2 separate regions of the Homo sapiens genome follow, and region 2 is linked to region 1. A link is a contact called in ENCODE Hi-C or POLR2A ChIA-PET data. All regions are on one chromosome and are shown on one strand. The core of a region is the stretch at or near the end of the contact, and the rest is flanking DNA. Distances in the headings are between cores, read along the strand shown.

Region 1 (7,210 bases), core at 2,602-5,101:
GCCCACACCCATACGTGTGCCTGTGTGTCTGCACACACACCTCTGGTGACAGCACGTCTCTGGCCACCTCTAGGTTTTACTGCTTCAAATAGCTGCAAGATGCTCCAGTTGAACTGCAAAGTCTAGAGGCTTCCTCAGGCCTCCCCCACACCCTCAGTTGCACTTTGAAGCTCCTCTCCCTTTCACTTCCTGGGATTCTGCCCCGGCCTCATGGGGTTCCTTGTTTTGACCCAGGCTCCAAGTCCTGAAGGGCCTGGTCGCTGGATTCTCCTCTTAGCCTGAAGGGGTAAGAAGTGAAAAAGACCCAGGACCCTAGGCTTTCCTTGCTAGCTCTGCCACTTCCTATTTGAGCAGCTCCCTCCGCCTTCCTCACCTCTAACCAAGAGCATGGTGGCCTCTGCGTTAATATCTACCTTGTGGGGTTGTTGGAGAGAGGCAATGAGAGGGTGTACAGGTCACTCAGCACAGCCACCAATCCCCACCCCCCCACACACCGTCGGCCTCCTGCTGGAGTTCCCTCCCCTCCTGGATCTCAGCCAGGTCTTGGGAAGGCCGGGCAGGCAGACAGGCAGGGGTGGGGGAGGTTCCTGAGGGGTAAGCAGCTCCCGGGAGCCCTTCAAATCATTCCCAGAGGCAGCTGCCTGTGCAGAAGGCTGGGGCTGACGCCGCGCCAAGAGTGGAGGGCTCTGCGGGCTCCAGAGCCTCTCGCCGGGAAGCTGCTCCCCAGGCACCCACCCACGCGCACACGGCCCTCAGGAGCCCTGGCGGAGGGCGGGCTGGGTGTGCACATGCGTGTGTGTGTGTCCAAGAGTGTGCGCGGAAACGCTAAGTGACTTGTACAAGCTCATCCTGCAGGTGGGCCTCCATGCTACCCTCCAACCCGACTCCAGGACTCTCATTGGAGGAAGGGCAGTCCCATCCTTTCCTGGGTTCCACTGTAGCATTCCCTGGGGAGCTCCGCCCGCCACTGGCACGCCGGGGACAACAGGGGCTCGCCATAGCCAGGCTAGGGACCATCCTAGTATCATCTACTTCTGCCTCTTTCCTGAGGACAGTGGTGGGTCGGGGGATGATGTTGGGGGCTCGGGACGGCGGGCAGGAGTTCTTAGCACTGCTCTCAGCTTTGACACTGGCCTTGTGATGACTTCAGTCTCAGATTCCCCAACTGTCAAGTGGGGACGACAATCCAAAGCTGTTGTGAGGACCCCATGGGTCTTGCACAAGAAATTACCCAGCAAAGGCTGCCCCTCGGGATATGAAGATGGAAGAAGCTCCTGTCTTCTCACCCCTGTCTTGGCAGGGCCGGGGGAGAGCTGAGCCCGAGGAGGGACTGAGCCCAAGGAAGGACTTCCTCTCCTGGCCCTGAGGGTGGTTGGACCCACAGCTGCAGATGAAGTTCTTGGCCACACAGAAAATTGGGGCTGACCCCCACCCGTGCAGGCCCCAGGTTGGAAGTGGGCCACATACATGGGAACTGTCCACTGAAGTACAGGTGACCTCAGAGGAGGACCAAGGTGATCCGGCTGGGGCAAGGACAGCATCTGTAGCCCGCGTGTCCACAGGGAGCATCTGAGTCCTGGAGAAGTGTGGTGGTTTCTGGGCCGGGAAAGTAGGGCTAGGGTGGAGAGTGTGGGTGTGGGGGAGGAGGATGCCGTAAACCCTGCCCTGCCCTGCCCTGGGGGTCTCACTCACAGGCACAGAGCTGGACAGCATTTTCACTAACGTAATCTTTCTACTTGCCTGGAAGAATCTGAGGAAGGTTATCTGAGCCTAGTCTCACCAGATGCCACGCAATTCAGTATGGCCTTGCTGAGGGTTCTCTCCATGGCCCCCAGCCTGTGAGGGACACACAATATTTACTAACTCACTGGTGGCTGAGTCATCATCCACTCGTTCATTTATTCCACAAAGACGGCTCTGATCACACCCGCGGCAAGTGGCCGGCACTCCCTGGAGCTCCAGGCATCTTGTCTCTCGCATGCACCAGGCTCTCTGCAGCAGATGCTCTTGGGTGTTCCTGTGGGCAGGGCACACCCCGTCCTCCACACAGCCCAGCTCCCAGCTCGGTGCCTGACCTAGGCCAGCCCTTGGTGAAGAGCAGGGAAACGGACGGCAGACATGGGGGCAGGCATGGGGCGCAGAGGGGACCCCACCTGCCTCCCACAAGCTGCCCGTAGCTGGAGGGCTGTTCATAAATAATTCGAGCTCAGGTGTGAGGGGTGTATCGCTTCCCTCATCCCAGTGGGGCTGCAACACACAAGGGTGAAACTGACTTCAGCGACAGGAGCCCGGGGTGGGGGAGGGCCGGATGTCCTGAGTCCCGGGGTCACAGATGTCTCGGATGGTGGGATATTCTCAGAGCCCTCAAGCCACGTGGAAAACACATCCTGAGCCTTTCCAGCAGGAAGAGCAGGTGAAGAAGGTTGGAGAACCTAGATGCCAGATTGAGGCTTAGCTCTGTTCTCTGCTGGCAACTGGCAAGCCGTTTAATGTCTCTGAGCCTCAGTTTCCCATTTGTAAAATGGGAACCATGGCAGTGCCTACCCCTCAGGTTGCTGTGAAGACTAAACGAGATGATATAGGTAAAGGGGACGGAACAGGGCCTGGTGTATAGTAGATAAGTATTTGTTATTTTTAGCATTTATTTCTTCATTCTTTCCTTCCCACAAGTGTTTGTCAAGCACAAACTATGTGCTAGGCCCTGGGGATGTAGCTGAAAGTAAGGATCCCAGTGCCTTGGAGCATATTGGTTCCAGCCCAAGATACCTACTGCAGCAGCTGCTCTGTGGGTGACGTGAGTTCCAGGGCATGAGCCTGATTTTTAAATTGCAAAGTAATAATGATGATACCAAATCTGGGGCCAGGATGGGAAGCAGGTATCCTTCTCCCCAAAGGCCTCCCGGCAGCTGGCTGAGAGACACATTCTATGTGGGAGGCAGGAGGCAGGAGCCCCAAGTGTTGGAGCCGTGGGTCCCCTGAATGCAGAGTGAGTTACTATGGTCAGGAATGGGGTGGGTGCTTGCTGGCAGGGCTGTTTTTGTCGTGAGCACAGAGATGCAGCCATTTGCCCGGAGTAACTATGCACACTGGACTGGGGCTGCAGCAGTCACGCCTACCCAACCCCTGCTCCCCTGCTTGCCCTCGGTCTGGTGGTGTCCCTGTTTCCCTTTCCCTGCACGGCTTCCGTCCCCTCCTCCAGCATGCAGGGGCTCCTTGAAGCCACGTCTGTGGCCTTCTTGACCTTCAGCCCCGTAGCCAGCCATCCCCAGCCCTCAGATCAGACTGGTCCAGCCCTTTTATTCCCGGGGCCCTCTGGACGCTGCCTTCCCCACTTGGCCATGTCAGGGTTATCTCCAACTGAGCACCACCTACCCTCACCCCACCCCCAGCCTAGCTGGCAGGTGGCCCCGAGGCAAGCCCAGGAGGATGCCTGCTCATCTGGGTGCAACACCATCCAAGCCTCCCCCGCGACTTGAAATCCCCCTCCCCATCAGCAAGGGTGCAATGCTGGGGCACTCAGAGACGTGAACCCCTTGACAGGACCCTGCCCGGCCTTAGGAAGCTTGGGGGCCCCCGGATGATGATAAGCTGGATGCTAAGAAGCCAGGTGGTCTGGGCAGGGCTGGACTCTCTGTGACCTGGGAGGCCAGGACATCCAGGGCCCTGGCAGAGTCGTCCACCAGGTGTCCATCCTCATGGGCCCCACTGTGGGGGCAGTGGAGCCACCCAGCATGGAGTGTGTGCTGTCCACTGCTATGGGTCAACAGGCACAGGAATGAAGCCCCGGGAGGTGCTGTTTGTCCTGGTGTTTGTAGAAAGCAAACAATGGGATGCCTTTGTGAGTGCTCACACCGCACTGGGTGCCCGGGAGCGTTTGGCTTTCATGCCTGGCTTTCATGTCCCCACTGAGCAGGCTTCTACCACCCCACCCTCAGGTGAGATCACATCTCCCCAGTCCTCGCCACTGCCACACCCTGGTTCAGAGGTCCCTCGGGGCACCCGGAAGCTGGCCCTTCGTCCCAGCCTGGGCTGGGGCTGACTCTCAGAGCTGCGGGTCCTCACGTGGAAGATGGACATGAGACTCGTGTTCTGACCGAAAGAGTTGCTGTCAGGGTCCGAGGAACTTGCGGGAAGTGACTGTATCAATATAACCACACTGTCACAGTGGCTCATTTTTGTCGTAATGATTAAGAATGCTGTTGCTCTGATTTGGTAGTTAACTGTCACTCCGAGGTTCTCGAAAAGACAGTAAAAACAAGCCAGTCAGAGTGACATTCCTTCATTCACTCAAAAATATTGGTTGACTACCTACAGTGTGTCAGGCACTGTTCTGGGCCCTGTAGACCAGACACTCAAGGCTAGGGACGAAGCCTCCTTTACCAGGCCTGCCACGTGGTCAGACAGCAGTGTCCAGAGATAGGCGGTGGGTGTGTGGGGCACTGTTTGGAGACTGACTGTCCCAGAAGAAACCAGGACAGCCAGAGGACAGAGGTCCTGGCACGTCCAGTGGAGGGGAGGAGGTGTCATCCCATGGTCGACCTGGAGACTGCAGTTCAGGGAGGGGGACTGGTCCATGAGGTCAGCAGTGGCAGGGCTACCACCTGTGCCTCTCGCCTTCACACTCACCATGCCCACTGCCTCTCGGGTAGATGGAGGCACAGCTGGCCCTCCCGGGTCCAGCGGGAGAGCAGGGAGAGGGAGAGGATGAAAAAGCAAGTCACATGGATTTGCTAGCTCCGACCCTCCAAGTCGTCACTGGCCATCTGCTGGCATGGTGTCCACTCCTGTGCGGGGAGAGACTCCACAGGTCCCAGATGGAGCTGCTTTTCTTCCCTTGCAAATGGATTTCCCTTTCTGTCTTCCTAAATACCAATATAGCACATTCATTTACAGATCCTTTATTCATTCATCATATTTTGTCAAACAAGGCAGAGTGCTAGGCACTGGGATCAGCAGGGAACAAAGTAGATCAAACCCCTGCCCTCCAGGGATTCACATTTTGGCGTGTGGGTGGCGCGGGTTTGGGAGGGGTGAAACTTGGAGAAATCTGTGTACATGTCAGGTGGGGCCGAGGGGTAGGGAGGAGAAAGCGAGTGCCAGGTCCCTGAGCTGCTCAGCAGGGAAGCTCCCAGCCTTTCTGGCTTCCTCTATTGGCCTCAGAATACCCAGCTCCCGCTAATTCTGCCCAGGCTGTGAGTCCTCATCCCTGGTTGCCCTGCTGCCTGGGTTTGTCCCTAGTCCTTTCCTGCCTGGCCTGGTGCATCCCCCTCCATCCAGCCTCCTGAGACACCTGTGCCCCTGCCTCTCTGCACGTGAATCCCCCTTTAGGCAGCTGCTGCTCCCCTAGTGGTCCGACTCCAGCTCGTTGGGCCCCGGAAGCTCTTCTCAGCCAGGCCTCGACTTCCTTCCTGGCCTCACCCCTGCTCGGCGCTGATCCCCCGGTTCCAGTCCCACTCAACCTTTTCCAACGTGCACAGTGCCCATGTACCCTTGTGCCATTTTGTACACAATTCTCTCCACGTGATTGTCTTTTCCCCACTACCTCCTTCGGGGATTGACTTAGCTTCTCTGAGTCTCAGTTTCCTCATCTGTAAAACACGATTAACAAAAGGCTGTTGTGCAGATTAAACAAGGTGCTATATGGAGAACACGTGCCTAGCTATAAACCTGAAGCTTATGGCAGGGGCTTCATAAATGTTGGTGTCCAAACTTCTCTTCCCTGTGAGTGATGGGGAGCCACGGTGGGCTGAAGAGGGAGTGCTTGATTGGAACTGTGCGGGGTGGGGGTTCTTCAGGGCAGAGGGGCTGTCGATGGGCAGAGCTGCTCAAAGGGCGAGCTGATGGTTCTGGGAGGCAGTGAGCAGAGTCTGAGGCAAGGTGGTTACAGCAGGAGGGAGGCACAAGCCGCAGGCCTGATGATCCTGCCTGGGAGGGGAGGCTGAGGGAGGGAGAGATGGCCAGTGCCACCGAGCTGTCCATTAGGGGCATTGAGGTGGGACTGGGGAGGAGGGAGGCTGGTGGCAGGTCTGGAAAGAAGCAGGAAGGTTTGGGAGGAGCAGGGGAGGGGACCATCCCAGTGGAGGATCTGGCAGGCAGCAGGGAATGTGGGTCAGGACCCAGGACAGAGGCCAAGGCTTTCAGAGAGAAGAAGTAGCCTGCCCAAGGTCCCAGGCCATGGCTGGGCAAAGTGCCTCTGGACTGGGAACTGACCCATCAGACGAGGCTGTGTCCAGAAATGGTAGAAACCTCCCATCTTTGCTGTTCTAGGGCGTGGATGGGTGGCCAGATTTGGGCAGAGCACAGGGTACCAGGGCTAGAGGCGTTCACCCCATGGGACCAAGCACTGACCTGGCAAAGCCAAAGCACCAGGCCTGGATGGGTTCTGGGGCCACAAGCTTGGCCAATGTGTAAACACATGGTCACCATGATAACACAGGTGTCCAGTATGTGGGACACTCCAGAGAGCAGGAAGGTCAGGGAGGGCCTCTTGAAGGTGACCCCTAAGACAAATCTTGCCACCTGTGCTATTTTCTGAAACTTTCTATACCATTATTAATGTAGTATTTTTCTTTAATTCACTTAAAAAAGGCCCTCTTGCATTTATTGTACAGGAAACCGTACCACTACCATCAACAGAAAAGCACATCATCTGCCCTGAGTAGAAGGCAATACACACAAGAAAGGCTAGCCAGCTCCCTCCTGACGCTGCTGCCTGCAGGACAGCTCTGAGGCCTGCTCTCTGCGAATAAGTGAGATTAATGAGTGCTAGAAAGATGTTAGAGCTTGCTAGCATCAAACTCCTTGATATAATTAGCAGCTGTTGAAAAGGAACTTATTGAAAAGGGAATAACTTTCTTCCGGTGGAGTTCATGTTATTTAACTGGGGTACCAGCCTCACACAGAGGGCAAAATCGTCTTACAGGGTGAGTTGAAATTTGCCAGCCTTGCATGAGTGTGCATGTGAATGAGTGTGTGTGCGTGTGTGCTGGTGTGTATTGGTGTATGTGTGTGTGTGTGTGTGTGTTGATGAGAGTGTGAGGGTGGGAGTGGAGGGCTCCAGGGAATGTGTCTGTGGCAGAGTTGAGAAATTGCTTGGGTGCATGGAGGTGACGTTGCTCCTTCCAGTGAGGCTGCAGTGACAGGTGCCAGGGGATCATGGCCGGGATGAGACGGGGTGCAGACCTAAGGCCCTGAAACCGACTGTCCCAGG
Region 2 (7,210 bases), core at 2,768-5,267, 43 kb after region 1:
TTGGCTCTATTTGCTCTCTAAGCCTCAGCAGTAATATTAATAAGGATAATGATAGCAATGGCTCCCTGGGTTCTGGGCTCTATTCTAAACTCTTACCCCATTCAGATTCATTTCATCCTCACAACCACCCCAGCAGGCAGGAGCTACTGTAAATCCCATTTTACAGGTTGAGAAGTGGAGGTAATTTGCCTGGGTTGCACGCTGTTGCTACGTGCCGGCGCTCCACACCCAGCCCTCTTAAACATGGTGTGGCTGGCAGTGGGGGGTGGGAGCCAGGTGGTGACCCCAGTTGCATTCTCAAACAGTGGCTTTATTTCACAGGGTGAAAGGCAGGGCACTGGGTGGTAAGACAGCCTGGAGGATGATGAAATGTCATTGGGAGCCTTGGGCCTCGGGGTCTGGCTCCACTTTGGTCCAGTGGTCCAGGAGCAGTGTGGAGTGGGTCCTGCAGGCCCAGGATGGGGCCACCCAGGGGCTTTAAAGCGGGTGGCTCTATGCCCTGGTGACCACCCAGTCCCTCTGCCCTGCTCAGAGCCTTCCTCTCCTGGGAAATTTAACAGACAGCTGGGCTTCTGCCCAGTCCCTCCAACCCAACAGTCTTCACTCTGGCTCGCCCACACCTCTCAGGAGGCCCCTTGTGACGTGGTGTTTTCACACGTGATCTCATCAGCGCCCAGACCCAGCCTGGAGACCTGCGTTCCCTCTGCCTTGGCCCCCTTCCTGGGGGCCCCTCCAGCCTCTCTCATCTCCCAGCCCTAGGGCCCCTCTTCACGGTCCTTCAGGCCTGTAGAATTATGTCCTGATTCCTTGCCATTCAAAGCCTGCTGTGGTCAGGCCCCAGCCAACTGCATCTCTCCCTGTTTCCACCAAACCAGTGGCAAGACAACCCTGAACCCCCTCCCCTAGCGCCCTGCCAGAGCCAATGCTGTTCCCATTACCCAGAAATTCTCCTTGCTCCATCCCCCACCTTAACTCACTGACACCCTGCCCATCCCTTGAGATCCATTCCAAATGCCCCCTCCTCCAGGAAGCCTTCCTTCACTGAGGATTCTGAACCTCTGCTACATCTTTTTAGCTTTCCCAAAGCCTCCCTCATCCTTCAGTAGTTTCTTGAGAAAGAGTATATGGGAGGTAAATTTTTGAGAAGTTTTATGACCCACATTTTTATTCTACCCTTATGCTTGATTAATTTACCTGCATACAAAATTTCAAAATTTTGCTCCACTGTCTTTAAGCAACCATTGTCCAGTGCTACTCTTTTGCCTGATCCTTCATAGGCAAAGTAATTTTTTTAAAAATCTCTGTACATGTCTCCAATTTAGGAGCTTTTTTGGGGTTCTGGCCGGCTTTTTGGACTTCCTGTTTTTCTATAAACCTCGGTTTCAGCTTTCTCCACAGGGCTAAAGAAACGACCCTTCTCCTATCTGCATTCAAGCTTCTGAAATTTTACTGATGCCTCCTCTATCATACTCTTTGTCTTAGCAGATTTTCACCTTTAAACATCTCTTTACTGTCATGCCAGGGTGTCTCAGGAGTAGGCAGGGATAAATTCGTGTGCCCCATTAGCCCTATTTGAGAAGTCCCTTGGGAGCTAGCTTTGAAGTGCCTCCTGGCTACAAAGGCTTGGCGCTTTGCTCCCAGGCACCCGGGCTGCCCTCTTGAGTCACCTATGTAGGGCCCTGGTCTACGTGGTGAACGTCCCTAACCAGGAGCAACTACAACAAATCAATGAGGGCCTGTTTGTGGGTCTGCCGTGACGTAAGCGACGTGCTTGTTTAAGTGAGGCCCTCCACAACCTGCATCATAGCCGTTCTTATGGTGAAATGTTGACTGAGGCTGGATCCCAGTACTCAGGGAAAGACAAAAGTCTCAGGCCTGGATGGGTAGGGAATCACTTTGCAATAGGGGAGGAAGGGCTTGTCCACACAAAAGAACGATTCCAATGGACAGTGGATGCAGAAACACGGCCCTACCCTGTTGTTTGTCAGTAGTAGCCCACGGTCATAGGGGTGTCGAAGGCCTTACTTCTCTTCCTATGCCCTGCCCTGCTCTAAACCCAGCGGGCAGAGGGCAGTCCGCTGCACCCAGAGTCCCTGAGGCAGCTCTATTCCCGGGCAGCTGTTAAGCCACTGAGTGTCTGTTGCGCATTAACTACTATTACTGTTGCACATGGTGTGACGGACATCAGGGAACTCCAGGAGTTTCATGCCAGGAGTGCAGAGAGGGTTGGAGTAGTGGAGCAGTGCGTCAATCAGACAATCAAAGAGGGAAGGCAAGGAGGAAGGGGAGAGAAGAAGAGTTATTGCGGCCCCACTTATATTTGGGGTAGCCATATAATTTGTAATCCAAAGCGGGACATGTTTGAGAGTGTGGGGCACTATGAATAATAATGCAGGACCCCAGGCGTAACCTGGGCGGTCCCAGGCAAGCTGGGCTGTAGTATGGACTCCCTCCCACTTCAGTACAAGATCTCACTGAAGCCCTAAAACAGTCCTATAATTGGATGGCATTGTCTCCTCATGAGGGGACAGTCTCTCCGAGAGCACAGGCTCCCTGGTTCTGGGCTGTGTGTGAGTGAGGTTATGTGTGTGAGGTCATGAAGCCGGAGCTGGCACTGGATCTCAGGTTGGTATGATTCTGTCTTTTCAGCCTAAAACCTGCCTGTTCAGAGACGAGGTTGTTTGACGGGCTAGGTTAGGGGGTCAGGGCCTAATGGAAATAGGGGACTGGAAAGATTGGGAAGATTTTCCAGGCAGCTCAGGTACCCAGCGAGCCTGGGGGTTAGTTCCAGGTCCAGGCTCCTTAGGGCCACAGGAAACCTCGAGGCCATGGCCTGCCTGTGCTGGTGGGATCGAGTCAGCAAATCCACATCCCCCTGACCCAGCCATGCTCTTGGGCCCCATCAGAGAGGCCCCACGGGATTTTCCCCACTGTCTTTTCACACCTACATAAATCTGTGCACATGGTCACAACACAGAGAGTTAGGCCAACACAAGCTATACAGGTGCAATCCACTTGAAATGTGGATGTCTGCAACTTCACAGATATGACAAGAATACGCACGCGCAGACGTCAACATGCTCCATACACACACCCAGTAACCCTTACTTCGGCTTCATGTGCAATGTGTGCATAGGGGCCTCGGGCGGAGACTTTCAACAGTTACCATGTGCCTCACCCCCATGACACTCCCAACCTCTCTCCTGGGAACCCCTGCCCCCCTCTCGAAGGGTGGCAGCTTTGGGGCCCAGCCTTTATGCAAATGCCAAGCCACAGCTCACTCCATCTTTTCTCTCCTCTCTAATTGACTGTTTTCCCTCCTTGCTGGGACTGCGGGAGCCCCGGGTCGGCATTCAGAAGGGCTCTCCCCCCACTGCCCGGCCCCTCCAACCCGAGCTCCCGGCCCTTTTAATCTAGTTACTTTTCCATCAACACACTGGGAGAAAGACACAAAGGGGCATAATCGTATCTGTGGCTGTTGATGTTCAATTAACCACATAACCTTTAGGCGCTCTCTCTCTCTCTCTCTCTCTCTCTCTCTCCCCCCCCTCCCTCTCTCTCTCTCTCTTTCTTCCCCCCTCTCACCTCACCCCGCTTCTTCAACCCAGCTGCCCCTCTGGTCCTGACACTGGCTCAGAAGCCCTCCAACACCCCATACCAAAGACCTGGCCTCCTGGCCCCTGGGAGATGCCCCACCTTTTAGGGAAGGTAAGCCATCAACCCCAATTCCAGCTGCACTCCCCATCTGACCCCTGCCTGCCCTTGCCCTGCCGGCCCCTTCTGCCACCCCTCCGTCCCTCTCCAGGCCTGGAGGGAGGGGTGCCTCTGGGAGCGGGCACCCCGCAAAACTCCGCTTTCTGGACCTTGTCTGGGGCCAGCAGCTGTCATTTGCCGGGCGTTCCGCTTTCTCCACTGTACCATGCTAATTTTTCGAGGGACAATTTTTTGACAATGAGTCCTCCAGCCCGAACAGAAACCCTTTATGGGGCCGGCCCCAGGGAGGCCGCGGCGCTGCCAAGGCAAACAAAGGCTCATTGCTGCCGCGGAACATGCCTGCGCCTTTCAGGGCCGGGTTCGCAGAGCGCGCCGCCTCCAGCCCGCGCCGAGGTAACACCTGGTCCGCCAACTCCTGGCGCCTAATCAAGATATCAATCACGGCGCGGGGGCAGGGGGGCGCACGGGCCCCGAAGGCTCCAGAACCCGGCAAGTGCAGGTAGCCGGCCGCCTGGCCGGCCAGGGCTGCTTGGCAGGGAGCGCCGGGATCTGGGGGGAAAGAAATCAAGCCCCGAAGCTGAAGGCTTAATTAGGCTGATATCATCCCGCACAAATGTTCCTCCGAGAGGAAGGCTTCTGGGCACCAAAATTATTTTGTGATTAAAAGCGAAAAGGAAGGAGAAATGATTCGGCCTTTGGAGGAGTTCGGAGGGCTGGGGGTGGCAGCAGGAGGCTGGGGCGCAGCGCAGCGCCAGGGGCGCGGGACCCAGCCAAGCTCCCCACTCTGCCCCCACTGGGACAGAGAGGCGCAAGAGTCCACCAACCCCTGCCACTTGTGGCCTTTCCTGACTGCCCAGGGCTTCCAACAATGTAGAAGAGTGACAGTAAATGTCCAGGTCCCTGCATATAGGTGTTTCTTTAATCTGCACACCAGGCCGGAAAGGCCATGCACGTCGTCGTCATCCCATTTCGTAGATGGGGAAAATTAGCTCGGAGAGGTGACATCTTGCCCGAAGTCCCACGGCTGGTCAGTGGCAAGTGGACAGTGGCAACTGCGCCTGGAAAACGCCGTCCGTGGCGCGGTCGCGGCGCCAGGGGCATGCCTGACAGCCACCTTCTCTCCCGTGACCGCCGGGCTCCGCATCAGGGCGAGCCACTCGGCTCGGGAGAGCAGGAAACTGGGGAGGGCCGAGCCTCCGGCCACGCCTTGTCAGCCCCGGAGCCTCCACCAATCCCGGGCCCGGAAAGACCAGGCCCACTGCCGGCCCCGCCCAGCACCTGCGCAGGTAGCGCGCGCAGGCGAACCGCAGGCCCGGGCTTCTGGGGCCTCACGCTGCGCGGAGAGGCTGCCCAGCAGTTGCTAGGCAGTCCTGGGCCAGGTCGTGGTTCCGCCACTTACTCGCTGTGCGACCTCTTGTGCCTCACTGTAACATGGGACAACGGTAGTCCCAACCTCATGGTGCTCTTTGAGGATGGAATGAGCTCCTGCAAGTCAAGCTCAGCCCAGGGCTGGCCGTGGATATGCTCAGAAAACTCCACATGCGGGCCTGCATCCGCCAGCAGGCCCCGGTGCGCCACACTGACATGCTCCCGCAAGGTTGATAAGGGGCTGTGCGCGAGCTTCTCCAGTGCCGCCTGTGCCCTCCGCCATGTTAGTTTTCTCCTGGGACACGCCCCCAGCCTCCCAGGATCTGGCACTGAAGGGGCCCAACGGGAGACCCTCTGCCTGACCCAGCCTATGGAGGCATCCATCCTGAGCGGTTGGTGCCCATGGTGTACTGTTTGTTAAATATTTTGAATACTATTCTCGATCATCTATGTAATAAAATATTTTGCTGTTGGCAAAGACACATATACAGTCTCAGGACCCTAAATCTAGGCAGTGTCCTATTCAATCAACCCATCATTCATTCATGACGTAAGCCACACATTTAGAAAGCTTTTCATTATTGATTCATTGAATCACTGATTTCTGAGCATATTCACTCATAGACTCAGTTATTAATTATGTGACAGTCACTCCACCCACATACGTAAATCCTTTCCCATGGGTCTGTGTGCACCAAGTGGGCCTTGGGCGGTCTCTCCTTTGAGAACCCCACTGTCTCCTGTGGGAGATGGAATGTGTGCCCATCTCTAAACCAAGAGCAAATGGGTAATTACCAGGAGAGAAGATGGTGTTCAATGAGAGGTGTCAGGCACAAGGAGCAGCAACTGACCTGAGCTTGAAGGATGGACAGGACAGGGGCACTGGGGTGGGGGACTTTTGTCGGCTTTTAAGCAGGGCAGGACAGATGGTCGGATCTGCATTTTAGCCAGAGCTGAGCTGCCTTGCCTCGGTGCCCACTGGTGAAAGCACATGGGCTTTGGGGCAAAATGGTATTCTAGTTTGATTCTCTAATTAACCTGCTGGGGAGGGGTTGGGCACTCAGGCAAGTTACTGAGCATCTCAGAGTCTCAGGTGTCTCCACTCTAAAAACAGGGACAACAAACTTATTTCTTCCAGTTGTTGTGACTTTCTGTGAGCAAACTCAGCACCAAAAACAGGGCATGAAGTAGGTACTTTGTCACATGATGAGTGTCCAGTAAAAGGCTGTTATTGCTCCAAGAGTAATGGGACAAGAGAACAGAGGCTGGCATCAAGAGATGTCCAATCAGCAGATTGGATGCAGCAAAGAAATGAGACTGCAGTGAGTGAGCTTTTGGGATGAGGAGGAAGGGAATGGCATTCCCTGGAACAAGGACGTGTTAGGACAGACAGGTTTATATAGTGTGTTAATTTGCTGTGGCAAATTACTTCAACATGTAGTGGCTGAAAGCAACAATCAACATTTTATATGACTCCCAGTTTCTGTGGGTTAGAAATTTCGAAGCAGCTTAGCTGTGTAGTCCTGGCTCGGGGTCTCTCATGGGGTTAAATCAGGATGTTGGCCAGGGCTGTGGTCACCTGAAAGCTTGACCGAGGCTGGAAGGTCCGCTTCTGAGATGGTGCACTCACATGGCTCCCAAGGCAGTGCTAGGTGTTGGCAGGAGGCCTCAAGTTCTCCCCACTTGGCCTCTCCACAGGGCTGCTTGAGTGTCCTCATGAGATGGTGTCTGGTTCCCCTCATGAGATCCAGGAGACTCCCTCATACTTACTTGGTCCTGCAGACCAGCTCTGATTCACTGTGAGAGGAGGGCACTCAGCGCTGGAGTACAGAAGGCTGGGGGCTTGGGGCCACCTTGGAGGCTGGCTACCAGAGATGGCGATGTAATGGGGTCACTTTCTGCCATACAGACTTGGAAGTGTTGCTCGGGGATCCAGACAGGGAAGATCAGCAGGCCGTTGGCGATGCCAAAAAGTAATAATATTATTATGATGATTGCAACTACTATCATCGCTGCTGCTGCTACATCAAATGCTACTCCCATTTTTAGCATCTAACAGGTGCCAGTGGCTATGCTGGGCACTTTGTGTGCATCCTTCCATTTCATCCTCACAGTGACCCTTTCTGCT

The links. A loop is a pair of places that touch in the nucleus more often than their neighbours do. ChIA-PET counts read pairs that join two places held with the same protein, here RNA polymerase II (POLR2A). Pooled maps may share reads with other maps.
Region 2: a map of PC-9 shows a loop between it and region 1 (6-fold over the local background). The contact joins two enhancer-like sites. A Hi-C loop is called at or near these places in 5 of 168 maps with a recorded cell type or tissue (Caco-2, HepG2, PC-3 and 2 more), 1 of 37 single-sample maps with no recorded cell type and 3 of 50 pooled maps. POLR2A ChIA-PET finds 5 or more read pairs at or near these places in 3 of 52 experiments (HepG2, WTC11 and activated CD4-positive, alpha-beta T cell).

The regions. Positions count from the first base shown.
Region 1 is chr2:120,395,505-120,402,714 of GRCh38, forward strand. No RefSeq gene overlaps it. Among named protein-coding and RNA genes, the nearest start is that of INHBB, 53 kb to the left of the region's middle. RefSeq lists an enhancer at 1-143. Within about 2 kb of position 3,852, at least 5 of the 41 ENCODE cell types and tissues checked have a DNase peak (open chromatin) inside an H3K27ac peak, as active enhancers do.
Region 2 is chr2:120,438,159-120,445,368 of GRCh38, forward strand. No RefSeq gene overlaps it. Among named protein-coding and RNA genes, the nearest start is that of LINC01101, 25 kb to the right of the region's middle. RefSeq lists an enhancer at 3,957-4,582. Within about 2 kb of position 4,018, at least 10 of the 41 ENCODE cell types and tissues checked have a DNase peak (open chromatin) inside an H3K27ac peak, as active enhancers do.